6 separate regions of the Mus musculus genome follow, and all the other regions are linked to region 2. The links are chromatin loops, found by intact Hi-C in ENCODE. Cell type or tissue: left cerebral cortex. All regions are shown on one strand. Region 1 has its middle 19 kb from the start of Gm10451. Region 2 holds the start of Zbtb25 (zinc finger and BTB domain containing 25). Region 3 overlaps Plekhg3 (pleckstrin homology domain containing, family G (with RhoGef domain) member 3). Region 4 holds the start of Max (Max protein). Region 5 overlaps Sptb (spectrin beta, erythrocytic). Region 6 has its middle 28 kb from the start of Gm10451.

Region 1 (4,000 bases), 93 kb after region 2:
TGCCACCACACCATGCTTCCTGTCATGACGATAGTTTGATAGATACAAACCTCTGAATTGTAAACCAGGCCCAATTGAACGTTTTCCTTTATAAGAGTTGCCATGATCAGGCTGGAGAAATGGCTCAGCAGTTAAGGGCACTGACTGCTCTTCCGAAGGTCCTGAGTTCAAATCCCAGCAACCACATGGTGACTCACAACCATCCATAACGAGATCTGGCTCCCTCTTCCAGAGTGTCTAAAGACAGCTACAGTATACTTACATATAATTAATTAATTAAAAAAAAAAGAGTTGCCATGATCATGTCTCTTGACAGCAATAGAGACACTAAGGCAAGGGACACTTGTGTAGTTTCCTGAGGCTACAGCCAGGTCCCCACCTTCACAGGGGCACAGGTCTAATACAATGGTGCACCTAGTACAGGGTCCAAAATCAGAAGGGGATATGCAGAAAGCCTCAGTCAGTGTAATAGTTTGGAAGAGGGCAAAGCAAGAAGTATTTGAATAAACGTTCACGTTTATGGTCAGTAGACTTTGAGATTGTCATGACAGCTCTCTCGGGGAGTTCATGCAACCATCGAGTGTAGAAGTAACTGGATGCCAACATACAAATAAGAGAACTTAGATTTCTACTTCTCACAATACAGCAGAACTGAAGCATCATCTTTGTGTCTTTCTGTTGCTGCGATTAAACACCCTGAAATGAGCAATTGAAGCTAGAAATGGTTTATTTCAGCTCCCAACTTGAGGCATAGACTGCCATGTCTGGAAACAAGGCAATAGGAACCTGAAACAACAGCTCATGTCAGCTGAATGCATGATGCTGGTGTCAGTAAACACCCTGAAATGAGCAATTGAAGCTAGAAATGGTTTATTTCAGCTCCCAACTTGAGGCATAGACTGCCATGTCTGGAAACAAGGCAATAGGAACCTGAAACAACAGCTCATGTCAGCTGAATGCATGATGCTGGTGTCAGCTTGCCGTCTCCACTGTTATGCAGTCCAGGACCCTCTGCTGAGGGAATGGTGCCACCCACAGTGGGCAGGTAGTTCTACCTCAATAGTGAAATCAATATAATGCCCACAAGCTTGCCCACAAGCCCATGTGCCAGGGGATTTTAGAGTCTGTCAAATTGACAATTAAAACTAACAACCACACACATTTTGTAGATCTAAATACAACATCTGAAATTTATAAATCATAAACAGTCATAAGTTATAAGCAGTCATAAATCCTTGCTATTTTGGTTTATATAGTAGTGATTCCTGTGATATGATCCTGAAGCACAAGCAACCAAAAATGAATAAAAAAATAAACAAATAAATTGGACTTTTCCAAATAACAACCTTTTGAGGCTAGCCTAGTCTATACAGTGAGTTCTAAGCCAGCCAGATCTATACAGCAAAACCATCTCAAAACCAACCAACCAAACAAATAATGAAGTAACAAAATAACAACTGTGTGTGTGTGCGCGCGCGCACGTGCGCGCGCCTGCTTTAAAGTGTGTGTACCATGCTGTCTTTAGGGGGAAAGTCCTGGCAAGGTGGCCCAGAAATCAAAGTGTCTGCAGCCAAGCCTGAAGATCTGAGTTTGATCCCTAGGACCCATGTGGTGGAAGGAGAGAACCCACTCTTGCAAGTTGGCAAGTTGCCCTCAGACCTCATACATGAGCCATGCCATGTGAGTCCCACATACATAAACATATAATCATTCAACATTTTAAAAAATGGATATCAATAAAATTTGAAGACTACCAATAGAAATGAAAATATTTGCAAAACAAATGTTGAGGGGGACTTATATTGATACATATTAAAAGTATAACGACAATGAAAAGAAAAATAACCAAATTTATAATGTCGTGGGATGGGGCTGAGGTTTAGCTCAGGTTATATATTCTTAACACACTTGAGACCCCGAGTTCAACCCCCAACATGCGCTCGCGCGTACGCACACACACACACACACACACACACACACACACACACACACACACGATCTGTACATGGAAGGAAAACAATAGGAAGGGCATATGTCAGCTTTGTGACAAGCAGTCTCTGGGCAACCCCAAGCCTCTGCTGTATTTGCATTTGGTCTTGGGTGTCTGATCTGAGTCATTGCTGAACTTGAGCCAGCTTTTGTCTCCTCCCCAGCTTTCTTCTCTGATGTTTTCCCTAAGCTTGTGGCACAGGCCTGCCTAGGATCTTGGCCTGGGAGAAGAAGGGAGGAGAAAGAGATACAACACACATACGCAGATGAGCACGCGCACACACACACACACACACATACACATGCAGATTACCACACACACAGAGAGCAAGAGAGAGCCACTAGAAGGTTCTGCTCTCTCCACAGCATCTCTGCAGCGTCATCTGTACATACAGGACCTGCTAGGTACTACACTAACTCCTAAGAGGTGCTTCAGGTTTATCTTCCCAACATAGAAACTCCATGATTACTCCTGACTACAGGTAAGCACTATGTCACACCGTGCCACACAGTGAAGGACCGGAGACCATGTGACACTGCCCCAGTGCCTGGCTGTTCTAAGCACTTCCCCCATATTAACTTGTTTAACAGGACAGGTACTTTTATCTGTCCCAGGAAGCAAGAGCAGAAGGACACATGTTGTCCCAAAGAGGCCCCACTGCTAGGAGATAGTTGAGGCAGTCTGCTCCAGAGTTGGGGTTCCTACCATCACTGTACATTTAGAATCTCGACAAGGTGATAGGTACAGCACAGTTTTACTTGGTCCCTAGGTACAAAAGCCACTTAAATTTGTCTTGTTGGGAGAATTGGAGACCTACATAGAGCCAGACCATTTTAGTTCTGGGGCTGTGGAGATCCAAAGTCTGAAAATGACCCAAGCCCTTTTCCAGAAAAGTAAATAGTTGCATATGTAACTCTTGGGGTTTGTGGGCCCCCTGAAGTCCATGACAGGTTTGAGAACTTAAAAAGATTGGCTGGAGAGATGGCTCAGTGGTTAAGAGAACTGACTGTTCTTCCAGAGGTTCTGAGTTCAATTCCCAGCAACCACATGGTGGCTCACAACCATCTGTAATGGAGTCTGATGTGTCTGAAGACAGCTACAATATACTCATATAAATAAAATAAATGCATCTTGAGAGAAAGAAAGAGAGAGAGAGAGAGAGAGAGAGAGAGAGAGAGAGAGAGATTGGACCCAAGGTCTCCAGCTGTGTGAGTCTGGAGAGGGAAGCTGGACTTCTAGACACAGCCTGGCTGTGAGGCTGTGAGAGGCCATGTGGCCAGGGAGCACTGCTCCTTCCTGCGGCTTCTCTGCTTAGCACTGCAGAGATTAAACTACTCCCTTCCCGCTCCAAATCATCCCCTCCTGTTTCTGTACACATATATATCAAGAAAAGAAAGGCTTTATTGGGGATGATTTACCAGCATAGTATAAATCAAGAGACACGGCCAGCCTAAAGGAGTTACAGAATCCTAGAGACAAGGGGCTATAAATATAAACTGTTTCCAGTGTTCCCGAAGGGAGGCGTGTAAACGCAACTTCAGAGAAAAGAACAGATTGAAATCAACAACTGCTCCAGGGGGAGGCGGATGAGAAACCAAGCCGTAGGATGCACGGTGTGTTTCCTTTTTAAGCTCTCTTTGCTAACCTTGTTTTTATTCTTTGACAGTTTCATGCAGGTGTACAGTGTGCCTTGATCATACCCACCCACAGCTCTATGCGCCCCCATCCCTCACACCTCCTAACAGGCTCCCTTTCCCCCCACTTTACGCACCCCCATACACAGAATCCAATTAGCGCTGTCTGCTGGGATACTGGCTGCTCTTGTAATGACTTGATCTTCTGCAGGGGACCATAATTATATTTCCTTTTAAAAATAAATCAGGGGGCTGGAGAAATGGCTCAGAGGCTAAGAACCTTTACTGCTCTTCTGGAAGACCTGAGTTTAATTTCTAATACCCACATTGCAGCTCACAGCGATCTGCAACTCCAATTTCTGGGAATCTGAAGATC
Region 2 (4,000 bases):
ATAGTACTGGGCATGACAGTCTAGTGTGTGGTGGGGTAGGTGGGGGTCTTCTTGCTGACCACCCAGGATGTCTCATTGCTCCCTAACTGAATCCCAGCCATCTTGACTATTTCACACCTACTCATCCCACCCCCAAGTCAGGCAGTGGCTATGTACCTATATCTAGGTTGCTTCAAGAATGATGCCTAAACCTAAGGCCGAGACACGTGGCCAGACCAGGGGGCATACACTCTTAGTTCCTGCGAGTGAGAGCCCGACCTAAGATCCATTGCTACTTCTACACTAGCCTGGGCTATCAACTTGAGAAGTCCTGTAAACCTGATGTAATTTTAATCACTTCTGGAGTATACACTGTCCAAAGCAGGATAAACTGGCACTGCAGTCCTGAGGCTAATTATGAAAGGTGCAGAAACTTTGATCGGGCAACACTCTGCTTCTTAGGCCGGGTGTTAGCTGTGAAATGAGGGATGGACTCGATATTTAAGGTCCTTTTCAGCTGAAAAACTCTGATTCTAAGATGTACTTCAATTCTGTCAATCGACAGCTCTGCAGCTTTTGAAGGACTTGCTGGAGTCCCTCGAGGAAGAAGGCCAACTTTAATCCCTTAGAGGGAGATGGGAGTTAATTTATAAAACACACAACACTAGCTGCTATCAGGTTCCAGGTACAGCGCAGTGCGTTACCTAAGCAACTGATAACGGCTTGATTCCTCCAAATGAGTGCTAGGGAGACGATGATATAAGATGGGGGCCAGAATTCAAAATGAAAAACCACTGGGCTAAGAGAAAAATTAATTATTAGGGTAGGGGGCTACTTGCCCTAGATGCTAGGTACTCACAAACTGGATGGGGGAGGGGAGAGTGAGGGCTGCGCAGCCCGATCTGGACACCCGCCCACTTGCTAGAGCCTGGAGGCCTGACGCGGCCGCCCAGGACCCGGCTGACACAGACGGATTGAGGCTTCTGCGCCCGCTCGGAGCCCGGCCCGCAGCGGGAATGGGCTCTAAGGCTGTGCGGCAATCGCGCGCGCCATCCCGCCCGCGTTAGGCCCCGGCGGCCCACGGCCAGGGGCGGCTCCGCGCGCCCAGCACTCGCTCGCCGTTGCTAATGTCCTCCTTGGGCCCTGACTGACATCTCCAACGGACCAAAAACAGCACCCCTCTCCCCGGCTACTTGCATCTGTCCCGCGACGGGTGCAGCTGCAGCCGCCGCCCGGGCGGCTCGCGGCGGGAGGGACTGAGCCCGGAGCAGCCCACAGGGGCAGGGCCGCGTTGCTTACCCAGACTCCGCCGCGGCGGCGGACTGGCGGGCGGGCTTCTCTGTGCGGGAGGGGCGGGCTCCCGCGCGGCGCACACCACGCGGCTGCGCCCGCTCACGCACCCGGCGGGCTGCTCTCGCGCGGCTTCCCGCGCCCGGCCCACGTGACCGGACTGCCGGGAAGCGAGCGGCACCCCGGCTAGTGTGCGTGCCTGCCTGCGTGCGTGCGTGCGTGCGCGCGCGCCTGCCTGCCCGCCCGAGTGGCCAAGGCGGGGGTCGGCCCCGCGCTCCGGGCGCGCCTCTGCCACGGTCCCCAGTCGTGACTGGAGGCGGAAGTGTGGGGACAAGTTCGAGCGTCACTGGCTCCCCACACGTCTTGGCGTGACCTGGGAACTTTCCCCGGCGTGTGCAAAAAAAAAAAAAAAAAAAAAACCCAAAAAACAAAAAAAAACCACGGGTGCCCCCTCGGCCCTGGGTGGGGACGGGCAAGGATGCACCGGCGTCTGGCGCGGGAGGGGGACGAGGGCGCGGGGCAGGCAGCCACATGCGGCGGGAGCCAGGGAGGGAGGCGGGCCGGGCGGGGCATGGCGGGGGAAGTGACTCAGGCCCGAGGCTGGCGGGCCCACGCGAAGAGGAGTCGGGGGGCACGGAGGACCCCGAGCGGACAGGCTTTAGGCTGGACGGGACGAGAGTGTCACCCCCCCCTCCAGGCGTCCAGGGTGGAGCGCGGGGGCGGGTCCAACTGCGGGGCCCTGCGGGACAGGGGTCTGACATCTGGGTAGAGGGCGATCGGCATCCAGCCCTGGGGGAGTCGGGAGGATCCCAGTGGCGTCCAGCTGTGCAAACAGGAGGAGGGCCAAGCCGACTCCGGGGAGAGGGGCGACAGTGCTGCTCCAGCCGCCGCCGCCCGGGCGCCCGCGCTGCGGGCAGTGCCAGCCTCCCCGGCCCGACGCAGAAACTTGTTGCAACCAACAGGCGACCGCGGGTGCCCCTAGCCGCCAGCGGCGGAGTGGGTGGGCGGGCGAGAGGGAGGGGAAGGCTGGCGGACGCCGCCGCGAACTGGTGGGCAGACCCGGAGTCGCCGCGTAAGCGGGGCCGGCTCAGTGCGGTGCGGCAGGCGCGGCTGTGCGGCAGCGGAAGTCCTTTGTTGCAGCGCAGTCCCTGGCAGAGCCCGGAGTGTCTCGGCGCAGCCCAGCCGAGCGCCGCGCGCCGTCAACTGCAGCCCGCAGCCCCTCGCCTCCGCCCGCCTTCCCAGCGGCTCCGCTGCCCTCAACTCCATAAAACCTCCGCAGCCGCGCGTCCCACCGCGCCCGGTGAGTAGCTGCCAGTCGTCGGGGCCATTTGCGCAACTTTGGCCGAAGCTGGGCCACGGGCCTGGCGGAGTGCGTGGCCGAGGCGGCGCCGACCGGTGCGGGGAGCCGGAGCGTGGAAAGCGCGCGGCGAGGAGCCGGTGGCGGGGGTCTGCCGAGCGGCTTCGCTCGGGGCCGGCCGTCAGTCCGGTGCGCGCGGCCTCTCCGGGTTCCGGACGAATCCCCTCTCCAGACGACTTCCCAAATTACTTCTTTTCCCTTTATTTTATTTTGTGCTGGGGGGGTGGGGGGAGGGGAGGTGGAGGCGGGAGGCCGCGCTTGATTGACGGGCCCAGAGCGCGCTTCGCTAACTTCCAGCTGCGGCTGGGCGGCCGGTGGGAGGGGAGCGTCCCGGAGCCGGAGGCCGCAGACTTGGGCGCGCTCCGAGGGAGGAGGCGGCTGGGCCGCGCGGATTCCTGCTTCGCTCTTTCCCACCCCCGCTCCTCAGCACACACGCTTTTTGTTCGGGTCCAAAGTGGTAGGTCTCGGGGGTTTGGGGGGTTTTCTGTGTACGAGATCCTCCCCCCCGCCCCCCGAGTCCCGAGAAGAAAGTGCTTTTTGCCTCCAGTGGTGGGCGCTTACAAGTAGAAGTTCTGGTGGAGGCGGTGAGCTAGTTGGGTGGCGATCTGGAGTCCTTGCTGCTGAAGCGTGCAGGCGTGGATCTGGGCTCAGCCGCCGCTCCCAGGCTCCCTTTCCACCTTAGCCACTCGTCCACGTGATCTGAGGGCTTGACAAGACATTTTCCAACTCGGACGGGTCTAGAACAGGTTAATGAAAGTCCTTGTTTTCTGGGGATAGGGTTTTGTATGTGTGTGATCATGTTCCCAAATCGAATGTCGCTGTGACGGTACATGTAGATTCTCCACTGGTCAGACTGTATTTCCGTACAGTATGAATCGCTGCGGCAACATTTTCCCCTTTGACACTGGAATCCACAAAGCGTTCCAAGCATTTCCCCCCGACCCCCACCCCGTTTTGAGACAAGGTCTGGCTAGGTAGCCCAGGATCGCTTGGATATAATTCTCCTGCCTCAGGAAATCCTAAATTTTGGGGTGATAGGCTTGTTCTGAGGCTTTCCAAGACCACTTAGAATTTCTTGAGCCGAAGTTTGAGGCACCCTGAAGTCGACTGGGGAAATCGATGTAGTTCTTATGACTGTTTTAAAGCAACCATGTTTTTTAAAAGGTATAAAATAGGTTCTCTGGAATTTTGTCACCTCAAATGGATATGATCTGGAGAAATGGAAAGAATGAAGGTACAAGAGGCTGAAGCCCAAATGATGGATGGATGGTCAGTTGCCTAGAACTGTAAAACTTCCCTTTTGAATCACTATCCCCTAAAGTCTCAGTAATACTGAGTGGCATTGGTAGCTGCATGGGGTTTCTTCCTCTTAAA
Region 3 (4,000 bases), 180 kb after region 2:
ATTATGTAATGTGTAAACATCTTGGTGTGGACATATGTTAATGATTTACTCAAGACTAGGATTGTTGGGTCACATGGTAATCCTGTGTTTAATTAAAAGAAATCTTTGTGTATAAATGTGTGTATCTGTGTATGTGTGTAGGTATATGTTTGTGTGCGTGTGTACACGCATGTTCATGTGGGCGAGCGTGTGGAGGTCAGAGGACAATCTTGGATGTGAGTCCCTATCGTTGACTTTGCTTGAGAAAGAGTACCTTAGTCACTGCTGTGCACTCTGAGCTAGCTGACCTGGGAGTCCCTAAAGATTCACCTGCCTCTGCCTCTGCTTCCCAGTGACCTGACCCCACCAATACATCTTTTTTTGTTTTTGTTTTCTCGAGAGAGGGTTTTTCTGTATCGCCCTGGCTGTCCTGGAACTCACTCTGTAGACCAGGCTGGTCTCGAACTCAGAAATCCGCCTGCCTCTGCCTCCCAAGTGCTGGGATTAAAGGCGTGCGCCACCACATTCGGCTTTGCCAATAAATCTTATATGCCGATGCTCACTTACACTGACTATAAATGTGCAGCTTTATTTCTGTGCTCTCGGCTATATGCTCTGGGCTATATGCTCTGGGCTATATGCTCTTATGGGAGCCAGCACAGTGCGGTCCTGGTGTCGGTGCTTTTGGGGGGGGGGGCGGGGGGGGGGAGGGACAAGGAGAGCCAAATCTGCAGCCTGGGAGTTGCCTAAAAGGATTGCCATTTTTAACAGTGTTAAGTGCTCAGTATGGATAGACCACGAATGACTATCTGCTTGTTTGACGATCCTTAATTTCTTTCAACAGTATTTTAGTTTCTTGTGCCTTTTTTCTTTTATATTTTTATTATTTATTTATTTTTGAGACAGGGTCTCTCCACATAGCTCTGGCTGTTCTGGAACTTACTGTGTGGATCAAGATGGCACTGAACTCAGAGAAATTCATCTACATCTAGCCTTTTTTGCTTGCCTTAAAAAAAAAAAATTATGGGCTGGTGAGATGGCTCAGTGGGTAAGAGCACCCGACTGGTCTTCCAAAGGTCCGGAGTTCAAATCCCAGCAACCACATGGTGGCTCACAACCATCTGTAACAAGATCTGACGCCCTCTTCTGGAGTGTCTGAAGACAGCTATAGTGTACTTTCATATAACAAACAAACAAACAAAACAAAACAAAAAAATTGTTTATGGGGCTGGAAAGTTGGCTTAGGAGTTAAGAGCCCTGGCTGCTCTTCCAGAGGTCCTGAGTTCAATTCCCACACCTACATGGTCGCTCACATTATCTATGACTGTAATCCTGTGAGATCCAATGCCCTCTTCTGGTGTGCATACATGTAGATACAGCACTGTACAATAAAGTACATACATTAATAAATGTGAAAAAACTATGTGTGGGTGGGTGGGTGTGTGTATGGGTGGGTGGGTGGGTGGATGGATGGGTGGGTGGATGGATGGATGGATGGATGGATGGATGGATGGATTGGGGTGTCTAAGGTCAGAGGACAACCTGTAGTTCACTCCTTCCACTGTAGAGTGCAGAGGACTGAACTCAGATGCTCAGTGGGTACAGCAGCAAGTCATTTACCTGCTGACCCATCTCATTACTCCGGGTTGTCTTCTTAATTACGTTTTTAGATTTTTCATTGCTATTATTATTGTATAGGAACAGGTCTCATTATTTTTTAAAGATTTAGAGAGTGTGTGTGTGTGTGTCTGCGGGGGTGGGTATGCTCATGCTGTGGCCTGCATGTGGAGGTCTGAAGATTACCACCGGGAGTTGGTTCTTCTGGAACGATGTGGGTCCCAGGTCAACAGGTTTGGGAGAAAAATGCGTGAGCCATCTTGCTAGCCTCTTGCAAGTTTTGCATTGAGCTTTTTCTCTTCGTGGGATGTAGAGAGACAGGCTTCAAAGCAAGGCTCTGGTGCTTCAAAGCAAGCTATTGTGCAAATCTGTGCTTCCTCTGCGATGGGTAGGTTTGGGCTTGCCGTGAGTGGAAGTGGATGGTTGAGGTGGGGTAGAGGAGCAGCTTGCCTGTTTGGCTGCTTTTTACTGTGTATGTCATGTGGACACTTCACCCTGCTCTCTTCTACCTAACAACCCCCCCTTTCCCCACCACACCATTTTCTTCTTTTCTTCTTCTGCATGGCACTTAGTGCCATCCTGAAGTATACTGTTTATTTACTGGTGTGGCTGTCCTCCCTGCTGTCACCTAAGTTCAGTGAGAAGAAGCACAGTCTTGTATTCATGCTGCTTGGTCGCTGTGTCCCCAGCACCTAGCCTATAATTTATACTGAGATCAAACATGAGTGACCCTCTGCCTTTCCTGGGTGGTGAGCATGGGGGGGGGGTGGGGTGGAGGACAGGGACTGGTTTCTGGGGTCTCACATATGCCAAGTGAGCATTAAACTCCTGGGAAGTTAGGCCAGCTTTGGTTCTGTGGTATCAGCTACAGCCAGGCAGTGGACAGGTCAGCTGTACCCCAACCCCTCATTCTCAAGCCTACACCAGTGTCTCTGTCAGGAGGACACCTCTTTCCTCAAACACAGTCACCCACAACGTACCATCTGTGTCCACATCACCTACACACTCATTTACATCAGCCTTCTTCTGGCAAATCCTCACATAGCTGTCAGCACAACTGACGGGACCTGGAGGACACTAAGGGCGCAAACGTCTCGGACTTGCCGTCCGAGGTTGTAAGTGGGGTACATTGTCGGGACACTCACAGAAGCAGTTCGAGATGCTTGTGCCTCACTGAGTGCTGTGTGCAGACTACTACCCCGCTTCCCCGGAGTGTGTGGGCAGAAGAACACTGCTGTGTGTTTGCCTCTTCTGCTGGTCTCACAAGTGGTTTCTTTCTGGACGCATCTATGGGTGAGTTATGGGTTCCCAGATGACTCCGTTTGGGCCTCTTTCTGAGGTTGTCACACTGTGTGGGAACTTTTCCCCGGCAAAATGTTAACTTTTAAAAAGAGCAACAAAAAAAGGAGGTATCCCATGAGGGACTGTGGATTCCTCTCTGGCTCCATCTAGTCTCCTGGGTCCTGTGTGTGAGGAGGGGGAGGCGAGCTGTTGCTTGTGAATGGCTTGCTCAGGAATCCTGGATTCCAGCAAACCCTGCCTTCCACCTCGCTAGCCACATGGCCTCCAGTCGGAGTCGGGGGTGGGGGTGGGGGGTGTTGTGAAATTACATAGCGAATGTGTCACCTCGGTGCCTGGGTCACCCTCGTAAAATGTGGCCTGCGATTTTCGTTTGCTATCTGGGAACAGCTTGTGCCTCAGTGTTCCTGACCAGAAAAGCAGGGATAATTCTGCTGTCCACCTGTGTCCCACCTTCCAACTTGCAGCCTCGAGGACCGAAGGGTTAATAGCCTCAGGCTTCGAGGGCCTGAGTGGGGGAGGTGCCCCACAAATGGAGTATTGTTGTGTTGTTGACTGATCTGGCTTTGTTTGAGTCTTCAGTGTTTGACTTCCTGCACTTAGTACCCCATGTGCTTAATCTCTGGAGAGATTTGTGGTCTTCTTCTGCAAGGTGCTTACCTCCTGGGGCTGGGGCCTGGGTCCTCCCCCATCCGGAGCCTTCTAAGTTTTGCGGGGAAGGTACATTTTCATGGCTAAGGCCCCCCAGCAATCAGGAATGAGAGAAATGCAGCAAGTGTGACCCACACGCGGAACTGGTTCTGAATAGGACCGTTTATTGAAGAGGTTTCAGCAGGAGGCAGCGGGCGCTTTAATTCCCGAGGTTGTTGGTGGCAGTTCGTTGCTTGCCCAGCCCGAGCCTGTTAACTGCTGGGCTGCCGAACTCCGGAGAGAATGCCGCTCCCCAGTCCCTGGCCACCTTCCCGGGACTGCTCTCTGTGTTGGGATGGGAGCCCTTTTGAGGAAAGCGGTAGGTAGCCTCTGAGACCCGGCCAAGGGTGGCTGAGTGGGGTGCAGCTGGGACTCTGAACCTCGCCTGGCAACCTCTGGGGAACATGAGCAGCCA
Region 4 (4,000 bases), 590 kb after region 2:
TGAGGTTCCAGGGATAGGGCTCAGCCCTGAAGGAAACAAAAAGATCTGGCAGCACCGGGCAGCACCGATCACTCTCAGGTAGCAAGCAGCAGGGGCAGGTGGCTACGGACTTTTTAGAAGGGGTGTACATCCTCACCTCTTCCTTCCACCCTTGACTAGCTGTTACCTGGTCCTCACGGGTAATGAGGACCTCACTCCATTCTCTTTCCCTACCATTTCCAACCATCAAATATTCCATCTCTCTCTCTCTCCTCTGGTTGTATTCTGAGTCTATTCCTTCTCTCCTCTCTCTCTCTAATCTATGCCTATTTACTCCTAAGTCTCAGACTCCAGACAAGAAAGCATGGGGTCAACCCAAAGCCAGAAACACCTACAAAAAAACCCCATTAATATAAAAAAATCTAATAAGTTACTGATAACATTATATGGATGCATCCATCACCTTTCAGCAAAGCTGTCTCTAACAGTGCCACTCTTCAACATTTTTTTTCTTCTCAAATGGAAAGTCAAGACCACAAAAAGCTGTGCCACTTTCAATATTTAACTTCTAGCGCCTCTCTTTTTTCCATTGTCGTTTTTTGGGGAATATCATGCTTTTCTAGATCCTAGGAGTCTGCAGTAGTCACATGACCTTGGCTAAAGGCGATTATTACATGTGCCTGCAACTTCACACAACTATGGAGATACTGCTTAAAGTTTACCTGCTCCTAAATAAAACCTAGCCAGTTTGCTCTGAAATAACACTACCATTCACTTCAGAATGCCCTTCCATTTCTCACATATCTCCGCCGCACTGAACACTACAGAACAACTCAGTTCACAGCACAGGCCTCCTCACTTGCCTGCCTACCTACCTACCTACTCACTAGAATCTACCACCTGAATATCAAGAATCATGTGGATTTGCAACGCCCCCCTCCTCCAACCCCAACAGACTCAACCTCACCTTAGCGGTTAAGAGGAGTTTACAAGAGTATTAAAAGTAATAGAACGATCTCTTTTTCTGACTCCAAAAAGAACCAAAACTGAACGGAAATGAAAATGAAATGGAGAGTAGGAGACGTACCGCAGATTGAAACCTCGGTTGCTCTTCCTGGAATAAGAGAGAGAGAAAAATAGAAAATACAGAAGTTATTTTCACACTTCGAATTCAATAATAAGAAAGAAAATGCCGGCGGCGGAGGAAGCAGCGGGTGGGGAGTCAGTCTGACACCCCTCCCTCCCTCTTTCCCCTTCCACTCTCTCCAGCGAGATCCCGTAGCCTAGTTGGGGGGGGGGGGGGGGGGGGTTTCAGGCACTGCCCCTCCTTCTGGGATCCGAACCGGACAAGAGGGATCCGGAACACTGCCTGCTCTCCCTCGATCCCTCTAGGGCGTCAGAGCACTCCCAGCCCCTTCACCCCAAGGATCAACCGGTCACAGGAGGAGGGAGCTCATGGACCCAAAGAGCAAGAGCTGAGCGCTGGTCTCCTTGCCCAGGATCCGGAAGGATAATGGGATCCCCAGCCGGGCAGAGCGGAGAGGGAGGCCTCGACACCCTCCTCCACGGGAGAATGTGGGGGTCCCAGAGGCCGCGTGTCTGCTCCCACCTTCAGTCCCAGGAGGCCTCTCCGGACAGGACTGGAGGGGAGCGAGCCTGGAGCGCGACGCAGGCGGTCCCGGCCCCGGGGGGAGGGGGAGAAAAGGACGGAGGCGGCGGCGACCCGACCCCCTCCCGCCGTCGCCCGGCTGAGAACCCTTGCCGCTGTCCCCGCCTGACAACCCGAACGGAAAGGAAGAAGCCCCAGGACTCACGTCGCTCTCCACCTCGATGTCATCGTTATCGCTCATTTCCTACGGCCCAGGGAGCGGCCACTGCAGCGGCGGCCGGGGAGGGGAGGGGTGGAGGGAAGGGGGAAGTCACCGACAACAACAAGCCGAGTGCCCCCACGCACACACTCACTCACTCGCTCACTCACTCACACACACTCACGCACACACAACACGGGCGACAACCACCTCACTGCAGCACCGGATCAACGGCGGCACGCACGCCCGATCGGCCCCCTAACACGTGACCGGGCTCACCGCGCCGGGGTAGCTGAGACTTGTAGTCCTCGAGCGTCGGATGGGCGAGTGAGAGAGAGCCAGAGAAACTACAAATCCCATCAGGAACCGCACACAGGCTTCGCCAGACTCGCTTGTTGACAGAGCTCAGGGCGCCTGCGCCCCGGGTGTTGGCAGCGAGAAGTGGCGCGGTGCCTCCCGGGAGATGTAGTCCACAGACCGCGAGTTGTCAGGAGATTTTCCTCCCCAGGCGGCGGAGAGGCTGCTGGGAAGACAGGACACGTGGAGGGAGCTGGGCTCCTGGAGCCGGCCACAATTCCGAGCTCTGGGCGCCCGGCCCAAGGGATTGGGTGGAGGCTCGGGGGTTTGGGGGCGGGGGGAGAGAAACTGGCTGCCAAAATAACACTGTCTCTTCTTGGCTAGACTGCTTTTACATTGTCTCGTTTAATGCTTGAGTCGCTCCACTTGCGCCCTGGGGCGTAACCCTCCCGGGAAGGAATCACGCTGTGGCTGACCAGGGGGCGCGGTCGAGATGCCCACGCGGGCCCTCTGTTATCTGGGTTTAAGGTGTTAAGAGACATTACGGGACAAACTAAAGGACCGATTTCGCCGGGTGTCCTTCATCTCAAGAATCTTGCTTTCATTTGTCCGAGAGAACTGTCCTTGCTGGGCTTGAGTGTTTACAAAACCTCTCGTAGGTGCAAGTAAAACCTACCTTCTGTTTGTTGTAGCCGGAGCAGATTAGGGAGTGCCCCAGTTTATAGAGAACTTTAATTAACTGCAAAAAGAATCAAAACGGGAAAGTTGTGCAGCTCCCTGTCCAGTTAAGGTCATACATAATGCAACGAGGTATGAAGTGTAACTACATTGTCCCCACCCGCATTTAGCTAAGTATCTAATATGTGGCAGCCCAGGAATGGCATGATGTGTCCCCTCAAAGACTTCACAGCTTTGAAAGCAAAAACCGGACTACCCTGTCACCATTTTCAGTGTGCACCAGGTCCTCAATGAAACAACAAACAAACAAACAAACAAACAAACAGTAATAATAAGGTCATCTGAGAAATTAACCAGACTACCACTTTACAATTGATCTTCAAAATGAGTGCGGTCTTGAGTTTGATTTATGAGTTAATGTTTTTTGAGTAAAAAATCATTTAACCCCTGACTATTGAGTGCAGAAACTTGGTGGTGTAATACAATCTTTCTGACACCTAGCCCAGGCTGGCCTTAAATGTCCGTGTGGCCAAGCCTAGTGATGAGAACACAGTCATAAGCAGACACTGACTCGTAATAGAAGTCAAGGGCTGTAAGGGAGACAAAGATGGTAAGAGGGTTTTTTGTTTGTTTGTTTGGTTGGTTGGTTGGTTTTTCGAGACAGGGTTTCTCTGTGTAGCCCTGGCTGTCCTGGAACTCACTCTGTAGACCAGGCTGGCCTCATCTCTGCCTCCCAAGTGCTGGGATTAAAGGCATTTGCCACCACTGCCTGGATAAGATAGTAAGAGTTAACTGGATACCAGAAGTAGAGACAATGGATGATCACCGCAAACCCTCCTTATATATCTACCTGCAATGTGCAATGTGCAGAGTGCATCCTTAGCTGCAAGTTAGTTTTTTGGGGGATTAAAAAAATATATCTCATGCCTGTTCCATGCCCCTCCTCAATGAAGTCAAAGCCTTTGGGAGGTGGGTAGGATCAGTAAAAGACAGTTTTTAATGATCTTCAGGTGGTTCGTATGTGCAACCTAGAGGATGCCAGGATAAAGGCAAGCTTTCACTGAATTATATACTTTGAAAGAGTGGGCTTTATGATTGATATGTTAATAATTATGCATCAACAAAGCTGTTATAAAAATAATCTTCGCTCACATGGCTAAAATCTAAGAAGTAAATTATAAAAACACTGTAGGGAAAGCGGATATGCCAAGCAGATTGTACAGCAGCAAGCGATATGA
Region 5 (4,000 bases), 220 kb after region 2:
CACCCAAAGCCCAGGCGTTGGGTCAGACAGACCTGGAATGAAGTCTGGGAACAGGCGAGAACCCAGCAAGTCACTAAACCTTCCTGATATGTCTGCTTGTAAGGCGGTACCCATGACCACTTTATGGGTGATCTGAAGCTTTTCAGAATAAGATAGGAATGTTGGCCGTTAGGATCCTAATCCTGCCAAACCCATCTGCCTCCCAGTTCTCCTGAGCTGTCATGGCCAGTGACTGTGTAGTCAGCCCGACCATCTCAAATACTCCTTTTCCTAGAGTATGGAGTTGTTCTCAGGATACCTTGGTGACCCTTAATGGGAAATTCTAGCTGCTTGCTGGCAGGCAAGGCCCCCCCCCCCCCCCCCCGCTACTTCCTCTGTTGTTTTCAGTAGGAATACTCCAGAGCTCCAGACAGGAGCAGGGGAACTGTGGCGACTGGGGAGAGCCCTTCAGGGCAGCTCAGACTTTGTTATGAAGCTCACAGAGCTTGATAATGGACTTGAGAAGGTGTCTTTGAAGTCACTAGCTAGGGCTGAGGACAACAAATGTTCCTAGTGGAAGGTCCTGGTAATTCATGGTAGGAGTTTTACAAAGATCTCACAGCTTTGTGAAGACTCTGAGGAAGACTTTACCTAGACCTGGTGAGCAGAAACAAAGCAGAAAGGGGGTTCTGATCCACTGAACAAAGTCCACAGGGAGTGAGAGGGAGCTGCCTCCTAGCTTAGTGTCAGTACTGCATGCAGTATGTCAGAGGTCTCTGGAATTCAGCTGAGATTAGAAATGTCCCCCGGGGTCTTTTACTAGCAGCTGGTGTCTCAAGGAGGAGGGGGACAGAGGTAGTGTTGGCAATGAAGACCTTATGAGGAAAGCAGGTCCCACCAGAGAAGGCTGGAGGTAGCAGGGACAGATGGAGTCCCCGCAAAGGGAGCCAAGAGGACAATTCTTGGACGTTTGGAGACTGTGAAGATGTCTTGGGGAGCAGCTGAATCAGCCAGTCCTACCAGAAATTAGAAAACTGGGATCCAGAAAGTTGAGGGACAACCTGGGGGTCACACAGTAGGTTAGCAGAGTCAGGGCAAGAGTCCACGCCATTATTTCTCTGCCCCCCAAGAAGGTCTTGCAAATTTGAAAGGGAGGCAAACCAAGCCCTTGAGGGTAGGCCTAGGCATGCAGGTGGTCAGGGAACCAAAGGAGCGCCCTGGGCTTAGCTCCAAATGGAATGGATTTGAGACCTGCAGTGCTGCTAAATGAGTTACTGCCTCTTTCTAGGCTTAGCAGCACCAAGGACTTCCCAGCAAACAGCTAGCTGAACGATGGCCCATCCAAAAATGGAGCCAGAGATCATGCTGGTGGATGCCTGGGGACAGAAGGACCAATGGTAGTGGTGGCACATGCCTTTAATCCCAGCACTCAGGAAGCAGAGGCAGACTGATCTGTGTGAGTTTGAGGCCAACTGGGTCTACAGAACAAGTTCCAGGACAGCCAGGGCTACAAACAGAAACCCTGTCTGTCTGCCTTCCTTCCTTCCTTCCTTCCTTCCTTCCTTCCTTCCTTCCTTCCTTCCTTCCTTCCTGCCTTCCTGCCTTCCTGCCTTCCTGCCTTCCTGCCTTCCTGCCTTCCTGCCTTCCTGCCTTCCTTCCTTTTCTTTTGAAAGGTTCCAAGGTTAAATAAACTAGGGAAGGGACAGGAAGAGGTGGCAGTTCCCTTGTTCTCCCTGGAAGCCTGCAGCGGTCTGAGGGGAGAGCCACTGCACTGTCAGGCAGAGGAGTCTCTGGTAGAAGTGCCAGAAGCCTCTAGTCAGGGCTCAGAGCTGCTTCTCATCCAGCAGAGGTGCATGTTAAAGACAGACAGGTTCTGCCTAGACACTGGGTGGAGGAGGTGGCCAAAGCCCCTGATGACTTCTATACACTCAGCCAGCAGGCTTTGATCATCAGGAACACTCAGGCTCTGCACCACTGAGGGTGTCCATCACAGGACATCACCCAGGGAGCCTGAAGGAGAATGTAGAGCTACCTGGAAGAAATTCTGGGGGTCAGGCTGGAAGGTAGTGCAGATGTCTAGGCCCTAAGAGGGGGCCAGCGGGCAGGGTGGGCCTGCAATAGGAGGACACACTGCCTGCGGTAGAGGCTGGTTTGCTGATTTGTTAAAACACACAAGAAGAGGTGTCTGATGGGAAGATGTGTGTACCAGCTGCTGGCACGATGTCTGAGAAGGGAATTGGCTGCTGATTGGGGGACATTATGGAAAGAAAAGACACTCAGAAGAGCCTTGTAGGACCTCCTGGGATTGAGGCTAAACAAGGAGAGACTCCTGGCTCCTGGGAGTCTTGGTGGAATCTTGACAGCCTTGCAAAGTCAAGTAAGTCACATAAGCTTGGCTTTTAAAGATGCATTTCCAGGATCAGCCAGCAGGGGGTGTGGGGGACTGCACACAGACCATTAATTCCACAGGCCAAAATACCCTGGCCCAGGACCACAGGGTCTTCCTAAAGATGCTCAGTGAATTACGATGGACCCATAAGCAAAAGAACCCTGCTGACAGAACTCTCCCTCTACTGTTAATGTTGGTGAGAGCCAGGGGCATGGATGGACCTCAGAACAGACTGCTTCATGTTAGCAGTGAGATGAGTTCTGGGACAGGAGCCTAGAACGTACATAGATGGAGTGTCAAGGATGGAGGCCTTGGGCTGGTTGCTGTCTACAACCGTGGTAATGTTAGAGTCCATATGAGGGAAGGTTCTTCTCAAAGATGAAGGGTTAAGGTAAGGATGACGGGACCTAACTGACCATGTGCTAAGCACCAAGTTCTCTATGCACATTCTGTCTCGCAAGCCTCACAGGCTCTCTGTTTTACAGATTACGGGGAACAGGAAATCTGCCCACAGCCATATATCTAACAATGGAAGGTAGAAGATGGGTCTGCTTAGCTCCAAACACAATGCTTTTTCTATTCAGTCCAGGTGTGTTTATGTGCGCATAATACCGTGACTGCTGAAGAAAGTATCACCTGTTGGGTTCCCAGTCTAAATGAGATGTGCCCAGCTTACATCAGGCATGTGGCCAATTTGTTAAGGTGGTATGATCTGCTCTCTTCTCTGCTGGAAATGGGATTTGCACCACAAAAGACACACTGCTAGATGCTTTAGGCAACCAAACAGTGCCAGGTGAGGGCAGGGTGAGCAGCAACCCTAGCAGTTCGGGATGTTTATTCTCCCCAGTGCCTGACGTCTTGGCCCCTGGGCTGTGACGGAGAAGGGTTGTCTAGATAGCTTGCGAAGGGTACCTGAAAACAGTTGTTTGCAAGAGAAGAGAAAGAATCCGTTTGCTGAGTCGAAAAGCAGCCAAAGACATGCATGAGACCACGGAGCCTTGGGGTCGACAGTTCCCCCAAAGGAGAGGCTTTGCTGAACCAGAAGTGTAGGGTGGAGAAGGAAAGGCAGACTGGCATATGGCAGGCCAGGAGATGGTGAGGGGCTGCCAGGAGTGGGATTTGGAAGCAGAGAGGCTCAATCCTACACTCCAAGGGGCAACTGTTGTCTACTGAGGAGCTTGGGCAAGATAGAGGGAATATGGTTCATGGCACTGGACAAAGCAAAGGGAAGTGGAGGCTTCTCTTGGACACAGGAGGCCGCCTGACCCACTGCCACCAGAGAGCAAGCGAGGTGGTTTTCAATGTGTATGACCTGTGAGCTGACTTTAGAGGCCTGGACCCTGGCACTGTCAAGTAGGCAGTTCTCCACCCACTTCCCAGGTGCTCCCGAATGTTAGCTGAGTCTCATCCTGAGTCCATCGGTATTGGGGGACAGGGGACTGGAGAACATAGAGCTTGAAACAAGAAACTTGGGGGAGACTTTGCAGCAGAAGGACCAGGCATTAGCATCTGGCATAGCAAAGAGAGAGCTGGCCACACCCTGCTGTGTGTAACGCCCAGAAAGAGAGAAGGTTTCTCTAGGGAGCCAGGGCACAGTGCCAGACTGCAGGCAGACACACCCTTGCCACGCTG
Region 6 (4,000 bases), 100 kb after region 2:
TAACTACATTTAGCTCTGTCTGCCTACTGATAACATGGTCTGATATAAGGAGACGTGTATCGATACAGTCCTGAGTCTAGCCATCTGGTAGCAAACAAAGGGGAGGCTTACTAAAGTAACGTTTGCCCCAGCATTTCAGAGCATCTTCAGCCTGACGCTGACTCCTTCGTCCAGTAACAGAGGGGATGTTTGAGGGTACCCGATTAGAAAGCAAACATTTTACTTTAAAATTAATATGGGGCTGGTGTGGGAGGGGAGGAAGGGAAGGTGATAGCGCAAGGCTAGCCTGGGCTATACAGAAAAACCCTATCTCAGAAAATGAGTTGGTTTGAATGATTGCCCTCCCCCATAGGCTCAAATATTTGAGTGCTTAGGGAGTGGCACTAGGTGGTGTGGCCTTGTTAGAGTGGCTGTGGTCTTGTTGGAGGAAGTGTGTTACTGGGGGGTGGGCTTTGCTATTTCAGAAGCTCAAGTCAGACTGTGCGGCTCTCTTCCTGGAAACTCTCGGCTCCTCCAGCACCATGCCTGCCTGTGTGCTGCCATGCTTCCTACCACGAGGATAGTGGACTGAACCTCTGAACCTGTAAGCCAGCTGCAATTAAATGCTTTCCTCTGTGAGAGTTGTCTTGGTCATGGTGTCTGTTCACAGCAATAGAACCTTAACTAAGATAACAAACAAAACGCAAGTCATCAATTAGTATGAGTTTGCGCGTAAGCTGTTTGGGGGGGCAGGTATTAGAAAAATTACCGCAGGGCATTGGTGGTGCACACCTTTAATCCCAGCACTTGGGAGGCAGAGGCAGGCAGATTTCTGAGTTCGAGGCCAGCCTGGTCTACAAAGTGAGTTCCAGGACAGCCAGGGCTACACAGAGAAACCCTGTCTCAGAAAAAAAAAAAAGAAGAAGAAGAAGAAGAAGAAGGAGGAGGAGGAGGAGAAGAAGGAGGAGGAGGAGGAGGAGGAGGAGGAGAAGGAGGAGAAGAAGGAGGAGGAGAAGAAGAAGAAGAAGAAGAAAAGAAAAATTACCACAACGTTTCTCAGCATATTAATATAATGGTTATAGAGCCTCCTAACTCACTCCCTTGTTCCCATGGTATTATGCACAATTTCAATACCTTGTTATTATATTTTACATTTACAGTAGGAAGCTCTTTAAAACCTGATTGTCTTCAAAATTAAAAGAGTATATCGCCCATCCTAGGACAGTAGCTGCTTTCTTGGACCTCAGGCAAAGAGCTGGTGAAGCCCCTCTTGGTCTGCAATGTCTTTCTCGCAGCAAGCAGTTGTCACTTTGAGTTAGTCATTGACAGGACTATCTTCTCCAGAAATGTGATTGGTTCCTTCATGAGACCCATAATAAAGATGGACAGGCCCAGGCTGGAGCAGCCCTGGGATGTGCACTGGAAGTGGAGCAGGGAACCGACCTGCAGTTGATGGGGCAGGTGACTGGGGTGGGACTGAAGTGTATCTGGATGAACAGATCTATGGAGAAGGTCACATACATGGGAGTTTAGGCAGCTGAGGGCATCCAGCAGGCAGGAAGGAGGCCCCTGTTCCCGACCCTGTCATTTTCACTAAGGCCTAATTTGTTTTTAACCAAAATGTTAAAAAAAAAAAAAAATCATGTGTATTCTGGCTTGGTAGCTCAAGCCTCTAGGACAGGTAGATGTTTGTGAGTTCAAGGCCAGCCTAGTTTACATAGTGAGTTCCAGGACAGCTATGGCGAAAGTAGAAAGACCATGTCTCTAATTAATTAATTATAAAATTATGTGTAAATGGACAAAATTATAAAACTGAGGGCTAGGGGAGTATTTCAGTGGTAGAGCACTTACCTAGTATCCACAAGGCTGTGGGTTCAATCCCCCCCCACACACACACACAAAAATGCAAGCAGGTGCTATGGTCTACTTCCATAAATCTGTCTTCTCATCTCTAGGCATCTGTGGAGAGAATTCCATGGGTTCTGCTGCTGCTATGGGAAACACTGCCACCTGCTGGGCATCTTTACAATGTCAGCATACTCCGTTTTCTACCCCCACAACCAATCCTCCCCCACCATCCCACCCCACCCCACCACCACCACCCCGAGAGTGAGAGGATCTAACGGCTGGCTTTCATAGTGGCTTCCGGGAGAAGTTATTCAACTGACCAGAATGTAGACATTATTCAGCTAGGAGTTCATTTCATGTAACCATGGTGGTTACTGTTTTAAATGAAAAATGTAACCCTTGCTTCCTGACAGAAATCCACTTTTTCCTGACAGTTATATTGCCTCCAGACAAATGAAAGCCACAGCTGGGCATGAAGGCACATACTTGAAATCTCCGCATGCAGGAGGCTGAAGGATCACAAGGTCAAGTCCAGCCAAGGCGACATAGCAAGACTTGAGATGGCTCAGTAGTCAGGAGAACCTGTTGTTCTTACAGTGGCCCTGAGTACTTTCCCAGAACCACATAGTGCTTATACCTCCAGAGGGTCCCATACCCTCTTCTGATCTCCTTAGCCACCTACATACATTCAAGTGCACATAAAATATAAAAACATACACATAAGTAAAAAATCAATAAATATTTTTAAAAGAAATAATTGCAACCAGAAAGACAATATTAGATTCAATAAGCAAGACATTTTCCTAGACTTTTCCTATATGGTTGTAGGACATGGGGCAAGCCTTAACTTAGTAATAACATCTACTCCGTATTGTTATAAAAACTAAAAACTTGTGGCACATAAGTTTGATAAGTTGCTGCTTTTATTCAAGCACGATAACCTATTGATCCATTATGACAAACAAGCCCCTTTGGTCTCTTTGAAAGGGGGGCCCAGCCCTAAGTGAGGTACAGACAGTGGAAATCTTCCCTTACAGTCCTACCTTCCTGTTATTCCAGAATTACCATTCTCTGCTGCCACCCTTGGTTTCAGGAAAACAAACAGAAACAAACAAAACAAAACAAAACAAAACAAAGCAAAACAACCTCACACCCTGGGACACACACTAAGAATTCCGATGTGTGTATCTGAAACAACCCTAAAGGTCCACAGAGGAGGAGAAATGGCCCAAGGCCCATTGGCCCTTGGAGGTCAGTTTGCTTTCAACACTTTTATTTCTGGTCTAAGAATTTTTGGTTTAGGCTACTGATTAAAGCTCCTGTGTGAGCCGGGCGTGGTGACACACACCTTTAATCCCAGCACTGGGGAGGCAGAGGCAGGCAGATTTCTGAGTTCGAGGCCAGCCTGGTCTACAAAGTGAGTTCCAGGGACAGCCAGAGCTACACAGAGAAACCCTGTCTCGAAAAACCAAAAAAAAAAAAAAGGTTAAGTGATTCTGCAGCAGGTGAGAGAGAGAGAGAGAGAGAGAGAGAGAGAGAGAGAGAGAGAGAGAGAGAGGAGTGTCAAACAGGAACTAGATTGGTCACACAGATTGTGGTCTTGGAGAAGTGGAGAGGCCCAGAGAATTGGTTCTCTTCTACAACCATGTGGGTCACCATGATGACTCTCAGGTGGTCAGGCTTGGCAGCAGAGAGAGAGAGAGAACTGTTTGCAAGCTCAGCCTGTCAAACATCTGCCAAGAAGATCGAGAAGAGAAGAGGAGGCTGGAGATGGGGGAGGCTGGGGGAAAGGAAAAAGGAAGTTCTCCAGGGGATCCCCTCGACTTCCTCTGCCCCCTCTCCATGCTGGACATGACGTGGGAACATGCAGTCTGACCTGAGGCCTCAGATAGCTCTGGAAGGCAAAAACTCACTCAGGCCTCCCACAAGGGCGGTTCAGACAATGGAATATCCTGCTCCAGGTGCAAATGGCTCCCTAACGTCTGGCCATGGCGTGAGAACATTCACACGCCAGCCTTCTCCTTCGTCTGCAGAAACACGATTCACACAGAGCTCACGGTGGAAACAGGTGTCTTCATATGGTGGATTAAAAAGACTTCATTCTGGAGTATTCTGACTCTGGAAGTCATTGAAACAAACACTGCAGGCATCTACCCAAATATAATCAGGGTCT

What was found. A loop is a pair of places that touch in the nucleus more often than their neighbours do. Peaks named below come from ENCODE experiments on the same cell type or tissue, not always from the same donor. Only the 100,000 strongest peaks of a DNase experiment are listed, where the experiment ranks them.
Region 1: it touches region 2 in a loop (3-fold over the local background); 8 of 42 quality-filtered maps call a loop at or near these places.
Region 3: it touches region 2 in a loop (7-fold over the local background); 2 of 42 quality-filtered maps call a loop at or near these places.
Region 4: a loop joins it to region 2, with 7 times the contacts of the local background. A loop is called at or near these places in 2 of 42 quality-filtered maps.
Region 5: a loop joins it to region 2, with 2.8 times the contacts of the local background. A loop is called at or near these places in 7 of 42 quality-filtered maps.
Region 6: a loop joins it to region 2, with 3 times the contacts of the local background. A loop is called at or near these places in 9 of 42 quality-filtered maps.

What each region holds. Positions count from the first base shown.
Region 1 is chr12:76,461,455-76,465,454 of GRCm38, forward strand. No RefSeq gene overlaps it. Among named protein-coding and RNA genes, the nearest start is that of Gm10451, 19 kb to the left of the region's middle. In left cerebral cortex, no CTCF peak of the experiment used is centred here; DNase peaks (open chromatin) are centred at 2,154 and 3,540; H3K27ac peaks cover 292 bases.
Region 2 is chr12:76,368,162-76,372,161 of GRCm38, forward strand. Zbtb25 (zinc finger and BTB domain containing 25) reads right to left here and starts at 1,399. Exons shown (of 3, transcript NM_028356.2): 1 at 1,279-1,399. Zbtb1 (zinc finger and BTB domain containing 1) reads left to right here and starts at 2,359. Exons shown (of 2, transcript NM_178744.3): 1 at 2,359-2,569. In left cerebral cortex, CTCF peaks have their summits at 2,254 and 3,177; DNase peaks (open chromatin) are centred at 224, 940, 1,408, 2,288 and 2 more places; H3K4me3 peaks cover 4,000 bases; H3K27ac peaks cover 3,586 bases.
Region 3 is chr12:76,543,283-76,547,282 of GRCm38, forward strand. All of the region lies in intron 1 of Plekhg3 (pleckstrin homology domain containing, family G (with RhoGef domain) member 3), which reads left to right. It overlaps AI463170 (expressed sequence AI463170), which reads right to left. Exons shown (of 3, transcript NR_046044.1): 3 at 3,690-3,889. Among named protein-coding and RNA genes, the nearest start is that of AI463170, 2.6 kb to the right of the region's middle. In left cerebral cortex, no CTCF peak of the experiment used is centred here; DNase peaks (open chromatin) are centred at 2,063, 2,620, 2,768, 3,047 and 2 more places; H3K4me3 peaks cover 699 bases; H3K27ac peaks cover 2,346 bases.
Region 4 is chr12:76,960,197-76,964,196 of GRCm38, forward strand. It overlaps Max (Max protein), which reads right to left and starts at 2,052. Exons shown (of 4, transcript NM_001146176.1): 1 at 1,794-2,052. The coding sequence starts at 1,829. In left cerebral cortex, a CTCF peak has its summit at 2,181; DNase peaks (open chromatin) are centred at 956 and 2,159; H3K4me3 peaks cover 2,164 bases; H3K27ac peaks cover 1,270 bases.
Region 5 is chr12:76,590,000-76,593,999 of GRCm38, forward strand. All of the region lies in intron 32 of Sptb (spectrin beta, erythrocytic), which reads right to left. Among named protein-coding and RNA genes, the nearest start is that of AI463170, 44 kb to the left of the region's middle. In left cerebral cortex, a CTCF peak has its summit at 2,425 (motif pointing right); DNase peaks (open chromatin) are centred at 2,133 and 2,464; H3K27ac peaks cover 636 bases.
Region 6 is chr12:76,470,262-76,474,261 of GRCm38, forward strand. No RefSeq gene overlaps it. Among named protein-coding and RNA genes, the nearest start is that of Gm10451, 28 kb to the left of the region's middle. In left cerebral cortex, a CTCF peak has its summit at 1,983 (motif pointing left); a DNase peak (open chromatin) is centred at 1,980.